Regions from separate parts of the Mus musculus genome. Here region 2 is linked to region 1. The links are chromatin loops, found by intact Hi-C in ENCODE. Cell type or tissue: left cerebral cortex. All regions are shown on one strand. Links, peaks and the distances in the headings refer to the core of each region. The heading gives the core; the rest is flanking DNA.

Region 1 (2,934 bases), core at 239-2,738:
AATAAATAAATAAATAAATAAATAAATACCTCCTTAGTATTTGGAGGAATACATGACTGCGATCCATGATGTGCACTCTTTTGTTTTAATTTTGTCTACAATCTGTTATTAGCTAGCTCTTTGTTAACTACATGATTTTTTTTTATGTCCAGCTTTTTATAGTACTCATTTGTTGTCTGCATGGGCCCTCCATAAGACTTAAGTGTTGAGAATTTGTAAACTAATGCACAAGAACTCAGAGGTGGGATAAATGTGAGTATGACTGAATACTGAATATTCTAATGACATTGATGGTTAGTTGAAAATTTGATAATGTCATTTGGAGGTTAAAGTATGTAGAGTTAGGCCTAATCAAAAGATGCAATTCCCTGAGGGCTTGACCTATATATTCCTCGTCCTGGCTTCCTTCTTATGTTATTCTATTTATCTAGGTCACTGTTAGTTGAGAAAATGTTCTTCTCCATCTTTATACCACAATGTTATGCTTTACTTTGACTAAGAACCAATTTAGTTAGCCAATAATATAGACTGAGACCTCTGAAACCATGAGCCAAAATAAATCCTTTCTCCTTTAAACTAGTTTGTCTCGGGTACTGAGACTGAAAAAGAACTTGCTAGTTTGTCATTCCAACATGAGAAAGGATTGCAAAAGAATGAATATTTTAATATTTTGGGTCACCCTAATTATCCTAGTTATCTCTGCTCAACTAGATTTTAAAAAATCAACTTGGTCATACCTATTTATCAATAGTCAAGAAATAAGTGAAACCTTAGAGTTTTAACATTTGTTTTGCATCTATAGACAAGTTACCTAGTGATCATTTGTTGCATCTAGTTATTAATAATTGCTCACCAAGTCATAGCTAAGCTACATATCTTCATGTTGCTTTCAGAAAGTGCATCTATATGACTAGTTGTTTTCTGCAGTTATTTGAGCAGAAGTAATGTATTTCTTCTTGTTTGAGGGAGATAATAGGTGTGGTTCCTCTATATAATGATTTTAGACTGTATGTGTTGAAGGCAATGGCATTCTAATGTAGAAGGAATTTGAATGACTGGTTTGAATATAGGATCCCCTGATTAACTCTTGGCTACTCTGAACAATGACTTGAATGAATAAAATAAAGTTTACTGTCTGAAGACTCTGAACTCTTGTGATTTGTTATAACTTTTAAAGTATCTTGTCAAAAACACCTTACCATGGAACTTAATATACTTTATTATTCACTACATATTTTATTTCTATTTCCTACACTTGACTGTGAGTCCTTTGCAGTTGAGTTCAGGGTAAAATTTATTCCTTATTGTATCCTTAGTGTTTAATACAGTAATCACAGGGCAATTACAATATTAGATAGTTTCTATGGAATACTAAAACTGTATCTGCTGGCAGACTCCAATAAGAAACACACTGTGCTAAAAATCCCATGATTCTTTGCCCAAGAATGTTGCTCACTTGCCTTTCTTTTTTACTTTTGATTTTAGGCAATGAAATGAGCTTCATACTTATCTATCTATCTATCTATCTATCTATCTATCTATCTATCTATCTGTTTATTTATTTATTGCTAAAGATCAGCCATGGCTCACACACACAAGAGATCCAAAGACCCTTATTCACATTTTTACATTGTTTCTAAGTAGCCAGAATATTGTTCTAAAAAACTGAATTTCTCCTGCGGGGTCCATAGATGTCAGTATAACATAGGGCAAATATATTGAAAGCTAGCTGCATGTAACATAAAGTTTGCATAAGAAGGATATGTTGAAATTCATATATATGTCTGTGAATGTGCATGCATGCACATATATACATAGGCATGTTGACATGTACATATACATGTCCCATGACATGATAGTTTGAGTAGTCATTCTGGATAAAATCCAACCCAATAAATACAATTAGCCAAACTAGTATTTGGTGAAAGACAACAAAATAAAACCTGTTTATTCAAGAGAATTTTTACTTGAACAGGGTGAATAGTCACATACACAAATGAGCTCCATATTTTAAAAATTGGTGTCTATAATCATAAGGCAAACTAAAATTCCATTGGTCTGTAATGTGTTTTTTTTAACTGAGATAGGTATCCTCTAAGTTACTATGACAAAGAAACTTTCATTGTTGTGTGGAAACATTTTTTTTTAAATTGGGTCTTAGAGAAATCATCAAAAAGATTTCTGAGAAATTTCTGGAACATTCAAGTTATGGCACTTCCTGAATGGGTTTGTTCAGTTCAAAAGGAAACTGGATCCAACACAAAATAAACCCTGGGGTTATCTTAGTGAGTATTTGGTGTGCCAAACAACCATTTGACTTTTGTTTTTATTTTAATTTTTTGACTATTCTTTTGGCTTGGAGGAGCCCTGAGTATACACAATATTACAGAGTACCACAAGACACTGAGCCACTCTGCTATAATCTGATGCAGCAGGATACATGTTTACACTGCTGTTCACATATTGGTCTAAACAGATCTAAGGAAAAGGCACAGGCGGCTATTGTTCTGCTTAGAGACAATGGGATAAGGTTGCAGTTTTCAAAATGAAAGATTTCTGTTATAATTGTACATGTGACACATTCCTTAATCCACTTACATAGAATACATTCCCAATTGCCTCTTAGAGTCAAAAGGACACAATTAGGTCCATATTCAGATGCTAATAAGCATTGCATTATGTAAAGTTGTTTTTCCATTTCAAACCCGGAAAATTAGACCTGCGCATCGGCAATGGATACAGCTTTTCACATAAACACATTTCACTTAGCAGCTGTAGCAGCTGTTTTTCAAGAGAAAGATTTGCTGAATGACTGTTTCTCCCCATAGAAGTAGCCTTTGCAATACACAGTATCCAGTTACCTTAAAAATATATGTAGAGAATTCATTTTTTTTTTCGGCTAAAAAGTGCTTCAAACTTCTCATCCCTTGCCTT
Region 2 (2,934 bases), core at 210-2,709, 130 kb after region 1:
TGGCACTATTGTACCATTGGACATGTGTTTCCAGTCAGTTGTTATTGTAGCTCTTGGGATCTACTAATAAGTAAGATGGCTGATCACTTTACTAATCTCGTAGCACGCATAGAATCTTGCATCATTAGTACTGGGCTGGTACTTACTAGCTTGATTTTTTCCATGTCTTATATTTCATGCATGTGGTTTCCTTAGCAATAGAGTCTTTCCAATAAGTTATAGAGGATAAGGAAGAACAATAAGAGTAGTAGGCCGTTTATAGTTCTGTGAGACTCCATTGCTCCATACTATGAAAAAAGGTAACCTATATCCTTGTTGTTTTATTAGATAATTTATGTTATTTAGGAAAGAGACTGTTTCTCATTGTGGAATAACTTCATTCACACCCATTTTCAGGAAGCTTCAATAATAGTATGTTTCTATACAACATTTACAAAGATTTTAGTGTTTGTTATTCTGCCTCACATTCCCCCCTCTACCCTGCCCGCTTACCATCTCTCCTGTACAACTCTTCTTCATTTATGAATCCCTATTCTGATCTCCAAACAAGCATAGTGTATCTCCCCTCTCTTGAAATCCTAGCTCATTACAAGTTTCCTGACTTCTGAGTAGTCTAGTTTAAACATACAAAAATGTGAAATATTTTATGAATTGAATTTGCATGTCATCATTGCCAAACTAATCTTTTCTGTATTGTTCCAATTTTAGTGTGTATGCTGCTGAATGGGGGAATACTTAAATATGACTTTTAACATGCTTGTTTTTATATTTCCATGGAAATTGTAATTCCGCATTATCTTGAAAATAGTCTCCTTTTAAAAGAAGATAATAGCAACCGTATGTTTTTTGTTGCATTGTTATAACATTGTCTTAGTTTATATTAATAAACTTACATTTATAGATAAGGAAATGAATCATTAGGGATATGTTTAAATTATCTTCATAATAGTGAATAATGTATTTTCATGGACTTGACATTCTAGTGCAGCCAACAGTAAAAGGAAAAACAAAAACAGATGCACAGCAATGTTTATATTGATAAATGCCAGAGAAGAAAGTATGCAAGGAAGGGTATAGCATATAGGGATGGGTAGGATGAGGTAGAATTCCCATTATACAGGGGTTTAATAGGAAGGCTGTGATGGAAAACTACAACTAACATCACACAATGTGTTCTTATTTCAGATAATAAGGCCCTCCAAGTTACTAGAAAAGACAATTCACATTAATTCTGTGAGCACTCTTTGATACATCATGTATCACTTGACTATTTTTATCAGTGGGAGGGTCAGGCTGGTTATTTTATCTCATCTTTTATTTCCCTTGGGAGAAAATCTACCCCAACAGTATTCCCTGCCTTCTGGTCAGTATCTTATCTTCATCTAATGCAAACTGGTGGCTTGCTTTCAACCAGTCTTGTAGTGAAAAATAATCTTAAAGCTTTTCTGGTTTCAAAGATAGGATTATAAACTTTTTGATAGAATTAAAGGTTAGGAAATTTCTATTTCATACCAGAAATGTTTCCCAAGTATTGGGATCTCTTCCAGAACAAATGAATAAATGGAAAAAATATGCGCTAAACTTTGCCTTCTAATGAATGGCGTGGTATTCAGTGTCATCGTAGGGAATATAAAAGAGGAAAGTAGTATAGAAAATAAAGTTAACTTAAACTGAATAGAAAATGAAATTGTTTGAAAAAGAAAATGAGAATGATCTCAGTTCTGCCCTGATTTTGAGGGATGGATGCAGCATTCCCTTTTATGCCTCTTTAATTCAGAAGTATAAAGAAAATTTTAACAGATAATTTTGTGTGTGTGTGTTTTTTATTCTTAACAGTATCCACCGTCTTTTGTCCCTGGTTGTCATTGCTCTCAGGAGTACTGAAAAATTCTATTCCTAAATCATGATTTCAAAGCTGCAATCTAAGGAAAGTGTTTTTACGCAGTTGTTGAAGTATACCATGTAAATATTAGACATAGAATTAATGAATACATCATCAGTTTTTAAAAATAAGTCCAATGGTTTTGGAGAAATGAGGGAGAACAGTTAGAAGTATTAGCAAAGCAGATCTTTGTACAGGTAGTCTACCCAGATTGCATTGTCACCACCGGGAAAATTTGCTACTCCTAGAGATTTATGAATGTATGTATGTGTTGTGAGAGTACATCAGTGACACTGCCACATTCACCCTTTATGTAGCCAGTGCCACTGTCACATACATTAAAGATACTACTTTAATTCTTTTCCTGACTTCAGCTGTCTCTGCTATACAGTTCCAGATGACCAGACAGAGTTTTGCATAATTAATCCCTAAAGACAGCTCTGTGCCTTGTTTCTCCCTTTTGCATTTTCCTATGCGTTAGTTTTGTCCTTTCAGATAAATAGTAAGACCTTTCTAAAAATGGCTTTTCCACAAATAAGTTAGTCTTTTATACATATTGTGTTGGTGACGTTGTAAAAACTCCATTATTGAATTTATGGATTCACAACCCCAGGAAAGGAATGAAATAATTTAGGAGAAAAAAAAAATGCCTGAAGTTTCAGTAGTCCCTCAGAAGTTTAATTGTGTAATCTGGTAGGTCTAACGAATTAAATAACTACCAGTCATTGGCATCTTTATTAGATTAATTGGCCAAGAGAGTTTGGTGAGAGTTCCAAGGTGAGAATAAGTTACACTGAAGAGCAAATCTTGATCAGGTTCAGGAGGATTCTGGGAAACATGTACTACATTAAGGAACTGCCAGAGAGGGCTCTCCCATGAGGAGGATTGGACTTGCATTTATTCAACAGCTATTTATTAGCTCTGGGATAACTCAGGGTCCAAGAGCAGCATGAGAGGTGATTGTTGGATGGAAGGAGACAATACAATGGAAGATTTGTTCTTTGGATCTCCAAAGGTTGTGTTTCCTCCAAACAGTTTATCTCTTCTTCGTT

Evidence for each region. Peaks named below come from ENCODE experiments on the same cell type or tissue, not always from the same donor. Only the 100,000 strongest peaks of a DNase experiment are listed, where the experiment ranks them.
Region 2: it touches region 1 in a loop (4-fold over the local background); 10 of 42 quality-filtered maps call a loop at or near these places.

Annotation. Positions count from the first base shown.
Region 1 is chrX:145,538,795-145,541,728 of GRCm38, forward strand. No RefSeq gene overlaps it. Among named protein-coding and RNA genes, the nearest start is that of Amot, 53 kb to the left of the region's middle. In left cerebral cortex, for the core only: a CTCF peak has its summit at 1,696; no DNase peak of the experiment used is centred there.
Region 2 is chrX:145,666,336-145,669,269 of GRCm38, forward strand. No RefSeq gene overlaps it. Among named protein-coding and RNA genes, the nearest start is that of Amot, 180 kb to the left of the region's middle. In left cerebral cortex, for the core only: no CTCF peak of the experiment used is centred there; no DNase peak of the experiment used is centred there.